Linked DNA regions of Homo sapiens: region 2 is linked to region 1. The links are chromatin loops, found by intact Hi-C in ENCODE. Cell type or tissue: heart left ventricle. All regions are shown on one strand.

What was found. Peaks named below come from ENCODE experiments on the same cell type or tissue, not always from the same donor. Only the 100,000 strongest peaks of a DNase experiment are listed, where the experiment ranks them.
Region 2: a loop joins it to region 1, with 2.4 times the contacts of the local background. A loop is called at or near these places in 28 of 110 quality-filtered maps.

What each region holds. Positions count from the first base shown.
Region 1 is chr7:76,502,976-76,507,975 of GRCh38, forward strand. It overlaps DTX2 (deltex E3 ubiquitin ligase 2), which reads left to right. Exons shown (of 11, transcript NM_001102594.3): 9 at 451-612; 10 at 1,381-1,470; 11 at 2,399-3,016. The coding sequence ends at 2,626. Among named protein-coding and RNA genes, the nearest start is that of UPK3B, 5.1 kb to the right of the region's middle. In heart left ventricle, no CTCF peak of the experiment used is centred here; no DNase peak of the experiment used is centred here.
Region 2 is chr7:76,991,321-76,996,320 of GRCh38, forward strand. It overlaps the pseudogene DTX2P1 and the pseudogene DTX2P1-UPK3BP1-PMS2P11. Among named protein-coding and RNA genes, the nearest start is that of SPDYE17, 39 kb to the right of the region's middle. In heart left ventricle, no CTCF peak of the experiment used is centred here; a DNase peak (open chromatin) is centred at 2,641.

The DNA.
Region 1 (5,000 bases):
TCTCCCTGCATCGGCCTTCAGGCGGGATGGGCAGAGTTTAGAGGCTTAGAGAACCGAGTCATGTGGCGCATCGGAGCCTGGCTCGGCCTTCCCTAGTGTCTGCCATCCTGGGCAGCCAGGGCCCAGCTCCGCAGATCAGACGCTGCAAGGCTGTCTATCCGACTGCAAATGCGATTCACCCGTGGAGATTTCTGCTCAGGATCCGAGTTTTCCCACTCGCCACCTGTCTCCTGATAGCATGTCCCTTAACGAAAATGGCATGAGTTGCTGGTGCAAAACAAAGCTTTCCAGGGAAGCTGTTGGAAGCCAGTTTCCGGGCAGGAGGCTGCCAGCAACTCCCTGGGATGGTGGCCAGCCCATTCCCGGGGCCCTTTACCATCTGACGGTGGAGGTGACGGTCTTGGGTGTTCTCAGACTGCCAGCTCAGTGGGTTGCGTCTGCCTCTGTCAGGATGGAAGTCTGCAGTGTCCCTCCTGCAAAACCATCTATGGAGAGAAGACGGGGACCCAGCCCCAGGGAAAGATGGAGGTATTACGGTTCCAGATGTCGCTCCCCGGCCACGAGGACTGCGGGACCATCCTCATAGTTTACAGCATTCCCCATGGTATCCAGGTGAGGGGCCTTCTTGAGTCCCCCACTCCTGGCCACTCCTCTTCCCACCCCGCCCACATCCCAGCAGTCTGCCCCTGGATCAAGGCTGAGGATGCCCATGTGGCCAAGCTCAGGCCCCCAGGTCCCCTAAGGCCAGAGCCATGGAGGGCCGGGAATGGGGAGGCAGTGCCGGGGCTTAGGGTAAGCTCTTAGGGCTGTGGCAGCAAAAGGCTGGCCCTCCACTCTTTCCTGAACCAAGGAAGCCTTCCTAGAGGAGGAGCCATCTTAGCTGGACTTGTTCTGGGCAGAAGGGCAGGCAGTTCAGTGGGAGGAACCCTGCGGAGGGGCTGGAGAAGCGGGGCCACAGCAGGGTGTGCGTCGAGGAACCTTGGGTTGGGAGTGGCAGGGCCAGGCGTGTGGGTGTCAGGAGCCCAGGCACAAGGCCCCAGAGTCCCAGAGGAGACTCAGACGGGCCCTAGCCCTTTCGGTCTCCTGTCTTGAGCCAAGGTGGATCGTAGGGCCTGGGGCAGGGTGGGAAGATAACGGGGCAGCAGGCAGCGGGCACTGGCTGCCAGCCAAGGTCCACCTGTGGTGGATGGAGGCATCTTTTTGTCTTGTTGAACCATGAGCCTTTCCCCTGGTTTCCCTCCACTTCTCCACAGCTCAGAGGGAAATTCAGGAACATTCGGGGTTGGCATCTCGGAGCGGGGGAGGAGCTGGAGCTGTGCAGGGGCCTGTCCCTGTGCGGGCTCTCGGAGCACCCTATCCTGGTGTCTGTTCCTCCCGCAGGGCCCTGAGCACCCCAATCCCGGAAAGCCGTTCACTGCCAGAGGGTTTCCCCGCCAGTGCTACCTTCCAGACAACGCCCAGGGCCGCAAGGTGAGTGCCACCATGCGCCCGGGGGGTGGACGGGGCCCTGACCAGGCGGCAGGAGGCCAGGCGCCACACTGGACTCTGCTTCTGCAGCGGAGGACAGAGGCTGAGGCCGGGCCGAGTGTCTGCTGCTCTTTTCTGGGGACCTGCTGTAGGTACAGGGAGGGCAGCCTGGACCTCACATAGCCTCGAGGGAGGAGGAGAGGCCATCACCTTCCAGCACCCTGCCGGGTGGGGTCAGGAGCTCCTGAGAGTCAGAGTGTGACAGGCAGGGACCGGGGGCTGTGTTAGACCAGGTGACCACGGAAGGCTGGAGCAGTGGTGTCTGCACTGAGACATGAATAGGGACTTTGTGGCTGCAGAGAAGGTTGGGGACGAGCCTTCCAGGAAGGCAGGATAGTGGGAGCCCGTGGTGTGGGTGTGAAGACAGGGTGCCCCCCAGGCCAGCACCAGGGGTAGAGCTGGTTCTGAGCGCCCAGCGAAGCCACGGAGGTGGAGCTGCTGATGGAGCTTTGGAAAAGCTCTGGCCGTGTGAGAATGGGCTTGAGGTGGCGGAGCTGGAGGCGGGGAGAGGGCAGGGAGAGGGCAGGGAGGCCTGGATTCCACCAGGGAGGGTGGGTGGGCGGGCGCTCGTCCAGCAACGGCTGTGGAAGCAGGGAGGACTCGAGCATGGTGCCTGGGCATCAGGACCAAACGGATGGCAGTGCCAGGCACTGAGGCGGGGTGGGCTGGAGCCCAGGTTCATGTGGGATCCTAATGTACTATCCAGTGGGCAGTTTTGGGGTCCCTGCAGATGGGGTGAGTGCCAGGGAGTGGATGAGTCACCTGGGAGGGGCTGGGATGGGAAGAACATGGTGCCAACCCGTGCCTGCTCACTGAGCCCCTCTCACTCTCCGTCCCCTCCTTCCTCTTCCCCCTCCTCCTCCCCGGGCAGGTCCTAGAGCTCCTGAAGGTGGCCTGGAAGAGGCGGCTCATCTTCACAGTGGGCACGTCCAGCACCACGGGTGAGACGGACACCGTGGTATGGAACGAGATCCACCACAAGACAGAGATGGACCGCAACATTACGGGCCACGGCTATCCCGACCCCAACTACCTGCAGAACGTGCTGGCTGAGCTGGCTGCCCAGGGGGTGACCGAGGACTGCCTGGAGCAGCAGTGACCTCGCACCCCAGCACGCCCGCCTCTGGTGGCCACCCCGCTGCCCCATGGCTGGCTGGGTGGCCAGGCAGGAAGTGCCCAGCCCGAGAGGCTGGGAGGTTTGTTGAGGGTGTGGGGTGTGCCCCACCTGAAGCCGGGGCTCCCCCTGCCTGCCTCTCTCTCCTCCTCCCCTCTGGGAATTGGGCAGCCCTGGGCAGTTGTACTCATGGGGGCTTAGGATGCAGCTACCTCAGTGCGCAGGGCCCGTCTGTCCTCTGGGGGCTGCTTCGGGCCCGCGGTGCTCGGGGCCTGGTGTGGGGCGAGTAGAGACTTCCCCAGCCTGGACGGGCGTGGGTTCTGGGTCAGCTTCTTTTACCTCAATTTTGTTTGCAATAAATGCTCTATAGCCAAAGCCAGCAGGTCCTGAGTGTGTGCATGCATGCGTGTGTGCGCACTTGTGTGTGTGTGTGCCCCCCCCCACTTCCTGCATCAGAGCAAGAGGGGGTTCCATGGGCTCATCGGCTCCCATTTGATAACTGAAGAACAGGCCACAGCCAGGCATGGAGGAGCCCACGGTACTGGGCTGTGCGGCCTCCACATGCCCTACACTGATCTCCCTGCCATGCCAGAGGCTGTCACCCCAGAGCACCAGCTGTCACCTTTGTGGCCCTGGGGTTGTGGTTCACAAAATGCCATTCACTTAGGATTGGAGCTGCTGTCTCTGTTTTACTGATGTGGAAACAGGTTCAAAGGTGCAATGACTTGAACCAGGCATGGTGACGCATGCCTGTTATCCCAGCTGCTCAGAAGGTCGAGACAGGAGGCTCACTGTAGTCCAGACATTTGAGACCAGCCTGAGCAAAATTGCAAGACCTCATCTCTAAAAAAAAAATTAGGCCAGGTGCAGTGGCTCACGCCTCTAATCCTAGCACTTTTGGGAGGCTGAGACAGGTGGATCACCTGAGGTCAGGAATTTGAGACCAGCTTGGCCAACATGGCAAAACATCGTCTCTACTGAAAATACGAAAATTAGCCAGGCGTGGTGGCATGCAGCTGTAATCCCAGCTACTCAGAAGGCTGAGGCAGGAGAATCATTCGAACCTGGGAGGTGGAGGTTGCAGTGAGCCAAGGTCGTGCCACTGCACTCCAGCCTGAGCCACAGAGCGAGATTCCGTCTCAAAAAAATAAATAAATAAGCCAGGCATGGTGGCACCTGTCTGTAGTCCCAGCGGTCGGGAGGCTGAGGCGGGAGGATCGCTTGAGCCCAGGAGCTCAAGGCTGCAGTGAGCTATGATTGCACCACTGCACTCCAGCCTGGGCAACAGAGCAAGATCCCATCTGTAAAATCATAATAAAAAGAGACAGATTGAATGCTTGGCTAGGTAGGTGGAATCCAGGCCAGGGTTGATCTGACACCATTCTCAAAGTTCTAATTCTTCCTCCTCTTGGAAGGAGGATCAGATATCCCCAGTCAAGATCTTGCTGCTTGTCCGGGAGGAGTAGTTTGGGCCTGGGACCAGAGGGGGACGGTAGGGCCACCTCATTCATGGCTGTGGAAAGCAGAGGCACTTTGGCCTTGGTGAGCCCCTTTCTCTGTTAAACCTATTTTACAACATGTTGGTATAAAGATGAATATATTAATGTATACTAGAGGATTTTCTCTCACCTAAAGGTTCATTTTTTTCCCTTCTGATTTTAAAAGAAATTAAAAATGTATGTCAGCTCTTATAGTGTGGGCCCAGGGCACTGTGCCTAATGGTAAGTTGGTCCAGGGTAAAAAGGGTAGTGAGGTCTCTCTAGAAGACCCCAGTGTTGGCCGGGTACAGTGGCTCAGGCCTGTCATCCCAGCACTTTGGGAGGCTGAGGCGGGAGGATCACAAGGTCAGGAGTTCGAGACCAGCCTGGCCAACGTGGTGAAACCCCCTCTACTAAAAATACAAAAATTAGCTGGGCATGGTGGTGTGCACCTACAATTCCAGCTAACTTGGGAGGCTGAGGCAGGAGAATTGCTTGAACCCGGAAGGCAGAGGTTGCAGTGAGCCGAGATCACGCCACTGTACTCCAGCCTGGCGACAGAGCAAGACTCCGTCTCAAAAAATATATATAAAAACAAAACCATGAGATGCCACACTACACCCATTACGATGGCTATACTAAAACAAAAAGCAGTGTTGGAGAGGATGTCGAGAAATGGGACCCTCATCCACTGCTACTGGGAATGTAAAATGCAGCCACTTTGGCAAACAGAACCTCAGAAAGCAGCATTAGCATATGACCACAGTTCCACTCCTAGGTACATTCTCAAGAGAATTGAAAATGTGCCCACAGAAGCCTGCGCACGGATGCTCATGGCAGCATTATTTACAGTAGCCCCACAGTGGAAAAAAACAAATTCT
Region 2 (5,000 bases), 490 kb after region 1:
CATGAGCCACCGTGCCTGGCCATTTTTTTTTTCTTGTTATAAGTGACAGGATCTTGCTCTGTTCCCCAGGCTGGTGTGCAGTGGTGTAGTCATAGCTCACTGCAGCCTCCAACCCCTGGGCTGAAGCGATCCTTCTGCCTCAGCCTCCTGAGTAGCTGGGATTACAGACACATGCCACCATGCCAGGGAAGTTTTTTATTTTTTGTAGAGACAGGGTCTCACTATGTTGCCCAGGCTGGTCTTGAACTCCCAGGCTCAAGCCGTCTTCATGCCTTGGCCTCCCAAAGTGCTGGGATTCCAGTCATGAGCTGCCACGCCCAGCTGAGGTTATTTTCTAACTTCTGGAAAGTTCGAGGTATGTAAGGAGGTGGATGGCGCCATCGTTGTTCACAGGGTGATGTGGCGGAATTCAATAATGAGTTGGTGTTTTAGGGGAGTTGCTGTCGTAGTGGCTGAGAGGGGACAGGCCTGGAGGTAGGGCGGCTGGTGCAGAGCCTGACCTCAGACCTGGGGGCACCAGCCAAGGCCTGACCAGCTTCGAGGCAGTGGAGTTGAGGGGGAGGTTTGGCTTGAAACATTCAGAGGCATGAGCCGTCAGGCGGGGGGTTGTGAGGGGGGATTGGGGGTAGACTGAGGCCTGCTGGAGTGCAGCCAGTGACAACTGAGGAGCAGCCTGGGGCTTGGCGTGTGTGAATTCATTTCGTCCTTAAATCACTGAGGTGGAGGCTTTTGTTCCCATTTTCATTAGAGGAAACTGAGGCTCGGAGAATTTAAAAATTCTCTGCCAGCCCTTGGCAGAGCTGAGACACAGCCCCGGGCCTTCTTGCCTATGACGGTTCAGTGCTGCTGAGTCTAGGGGGAGGTTGGGAGGGGGTGATGGCTGTGGAGTGGCCGTTGGAGCTGTTCCGGGGCAGTGGGATTTGGCTGTGGGCCTCAGAAGAGCAGTCTTGGGTGGAATGGGGTGCCCCTGACCCCTCGTGGGAGCGTGTGTGCCACAGAGACCGTGGGCGGGACTGAAGAGAAAATGAAGGAGCGGCCAGAGAGGTGGGGGCAGGAGGGAGAGGAGCTGGAGCGGGGCAGGGGAGACAGAATGAGCAAGACACACTGGCCAGAAAGTCCCTGCTCACTGAAGTCACCGTGCGGCGCCGTAGGGAAATCACAGTGTACCGTGTGTGCATGTGCGGCCGTGGTGGCATTGGAGACAGGTTGTGGGTAAACAGACGGGGCCCCCACACGGTTCCTCATGGCCCAGCTCCTTCCAGTTCTGGGGCTCTCGCAAGCCTTCGTGGCCAGGCCTGACAGTGAGCGACCTCTGAGGCCATGACACAGATCTGAGTGCCCTGGGTGTGGAGTTAGCACCTGCCCCCTTCCTCTGCTCTTGAGGCTGAAGGTCCTGTCCAGGCTGTGTCCCAAATTGTCCATCCTGTTGTCTGTCCCCGTTGCTCTCAGAGCAATCCTGGAGCTAAAGCAGGTATTTTAACATCCATTTTACTTGTGGGGAAATAGATTCGGGAAGCTGGTTCAGGCCTAAGGAAATAGGAGAGCCTGGAGGCTGTGTGGACTCCTGCCTCCCCCAATTCAAGGCCCAGTGTTGGTACCTACTGGGGGAGCATTGTCTAGGGGAGCAGGGAATGAGAGGAGCCTGGCCAGCACCCCGGAGCCAGAGCTGGAGAGCAGTGTCCTGTCACCCTGGTGTGCTTGTGGGTTGAGGAATTATACCATGCCCGGCTGCGGAGATGAGCGTTTGCGCACAGGGTTTTTGCAGGGAGGTTTATAACCAGGAGGTCATGCTTTGGAAGGACTGAGTGCTGGAGGCACTGCTTCCAAGTGACAGTGCCTCCAGGTGACAGCTCCCCTGGCTGTGGCATAGCCCAGTCCCTCTATCGGGTGGGGGCAGGGACTGTGAGGCTGGAGCCAGGGTCTCCACCCCTCACCTGGTCACAGCAGCGGTCCATCCACAGCTCACACTGCTGCCTGGGGCAGGGATGGGTGTCAGCAGCCTGCCCAGGACTGCTCAGCTGGTGAGGGCTGGCACTGGGCTCGAACCCAGGCTGGGGAGGTCAGAGCGCACAGAGGAGAGGCTTGGATCTCAGCCCTGGCCCTGGGTGTCAGAAGGAGGGGTGTCTGCAAATTGGAAGTGAGAATCAGTGAGTGGGGGCTTCACTCTTCAGGGCTCTGACAGCGGGAATCCTCCCAGATGGGTGGAGAAAAAGGCTGTGGCCCTCCGAGTTATTCAGGTGATTTGGGGGCTGTCAGGAGTTTGGGGGGTTGTCCCTAGCCCTCCTCCTCTCCAGGCTTCTGGGTTGAAACTTGTGTGTTTGTGACTTGAATTCAGGGGAGTGGGTCCTGCATTGAAAAGGACACGTGTGTCACTCATGCGGCCTCCTGGGGGCTGGTGGTGGCCCAAGGATGTCTTCATTCCTCAGCAAACACAGAGGGCTGCAGGCTTCCCAGGGATCAGGCACTGCCCCAGCGGGGTGCTGGAGATGCAGCTACGGGTGGGACCTCGTGGAACTCGTGCTGAGGGAAGACAGTCCATAGAAACAGAGGGGAGTGCAAAGCAGGAGTCCAGTACGGCGGGGCGGGAGGCTTGGAGGGACAGGCCCCGTCAGGCAGTGTTCAGGGAAGGCCTGCCCGCCGAGGCAGTGTTGCCGGAGAACCCTGGGTAGGGAGACGTGTCCTGGCCTTTGGTCCTCCCAGACGACGTGGGCAGCGCAGAGGCACCAGGTTCTCTTGAGGAAAATTGCACCTGTCCCTGTCCTCTCCCATCTGTCTGCCACCCGCGCCCGCTTGTCCTTCTCTCCACCCGACATTCAGTTCCCACAGGAACCGCATTTGAGCCCAGGAACAAGCTTGGGATGTTGGGGGCATTGAGCTCCCGGGCTCAAACCTCTGTCCTCTGATGCACGCTTTGGTGTCTCCTGCTGAGCGGCCACTGCAACTCACCCTGCCCACCTCGGCTCTGCTGCCCAGGCTGGTGGCTGGTCTCCGCTTCTGTCCCCACAGCCAGGCACATGTGCCGGGTTGAGAAGCTTTGTTCTTCTAGTGGGGGCGCAGTGGCTGGCCTGGCCGCCCTTCACCCCTGAGTCACGCCATCTGTTCCTGGATGGGGAGTGGGGTCCAGGAGGACTGGGATCTCTACCAACTCCCCCGGCAGCCGGCTGTGCCCAGCTCCTGAGCCAGGTTCTGCAGACCCTGGAAGCCACCTTAAGGGATGGCTAAGAAGCTCTGGGCTTCCCCTTTCTCTGGAGAGGAGGTGCTTTTGACCTAACTGACCGATGACAGGGAGGACCGGGGAGCTGGCACTATGGAAAGTGGGGTAGGCCGAGGGTGTGGCAGGAACGGGTTCGTCCAGCAGGACACGCTGTGTCCCAGGAAGCGCTGGGTCATCAGGGAGCACGAAGGAAGCAGTGTCAGAGGAGAGTCCCCCAGGGCAAGTGTGGGGTTCCCTGCAGGCATCCGGCAGTGGTGAGCTCTGGAAAGAGTGGCCGGTCTGTCCCAGCATAGCTGCTGGCCACAGGCCCACCCTTGCCCGAGGGCGCCAGAGCCACAGCCTGGGGCCTTGCTGCAGCCCAGCCCTCACAGTATGGGGATGCTGCAGTGTGGGAGCAGGCCCAGGGGCCACGTTCCTGCCCGCCTACCCCAGCGCTGTCGCTGAAGGCCCTGGCACCCAGATCAGCCAGGAGGGGCATGGAGCACACACAGCGCCCAGTGGAGGCTGGAGGCCTAGTAACTCCAAGCCAGGAGGGCCCAGGGCCTCCTGGGGAAGCTGAGCCCTTGGAGCCAGCCCCACCCAGGAGACCCCGTGCCCCGGGCGGCTTCCTGGAGTGGCGTCCTCCGCCCTCTGCTCTCCTGAAGTCACGGGTCCTGCCCCGGTGCCCACCTGCACACTGAGGGCACGGGCTTGTCTGTTGCTCCTATAGAAACCTGTGGGCTCTGGGGCCAGGGCTACCATGAGCCAGGCTGCCCCACCCTCTGATTCCTGGCCTGGGTAGTCCCCAGGGAGACCTGTGCGTCCCCGTGGCCATTGATGGTGTCACATCCTTGGCCTGAGCAGGGTTTGTTGGCGTCACATGCCGAAGGAGTCTTCTAATGTCTCTCCCTCTCTGCGTGTCTGCTCTCACGCCCGTGCAGGCATGACGAGTGTTCTGATGTCAGCCATTGGACTCCCTGTGTGTCTTAGCCGCGCACCCCAGCCCACCAGCCCTCCCGCCTCCCGTCTGGCTTCCAAAAGTCACGGCTCAGTTAAGAGATTGAGGAAAATGTCCGTGAAAGGTAGTTCTTGTTCCCAAAAGCTCTCTGGCCTTTGCTAAGCCTCCTTCCGGCCTCGCTGCCTCCGACTCTTCTGCACAGACCCTCTTCCTTCTCTCTGCTCCCTGACTCCTGGGGGAAGGGGCTCAGTGGCCCTTCTCCCTGCCCCCGCTCGGCAGCAGAGGCGGCCCCTGGAAGCTGACTTTCCACCGCAGCCCCAGAGTTCAGCTCCTCTCCTCCAGTCACAGCTGGCATGAGGGGGCTTGTTCTTGAGGACTTTGTGATTTTTGTAAGCAGCAAGTTGTGGGTGAGAGGCGGCGCCCGGCTCAGGATGCGGGGACAACCGTCCCTTCCGCCAGGGCCAGCACGTGTCTCGGGAAAGGCCCCCAGACAGCGGCCCAGGTCTGCTGCCCAGGTCTGCTGCCCTGACCCCCAGCCCTGTGTGGCCGCCACGTGGGCTGCTTGAGAGGGGTCCCTCGGTGACCCCTGCCCTGCTCGTTGCATGGCCACAGAAGAAGGGGCTTTAGGACCACAGCAGGTCCAGGGAGTTACAGCAAGACCTGCTCGGAGCAGCCTGTGATGGTCAAGTTCTGAACCTTTCCCAAGCGGGTGCTGGCCCTGCTTCCACCCCTGGGCTGTGGAAGTGTGGACTGTGGCCAGTCCAGATGCTCTTGAGTGGGCGTGGTGGCGGGCAGGGAGGGTGGCCGTGGCCCTGCTGGCCCTCAGTGTCTGTGTCATCTCAGCAGGTC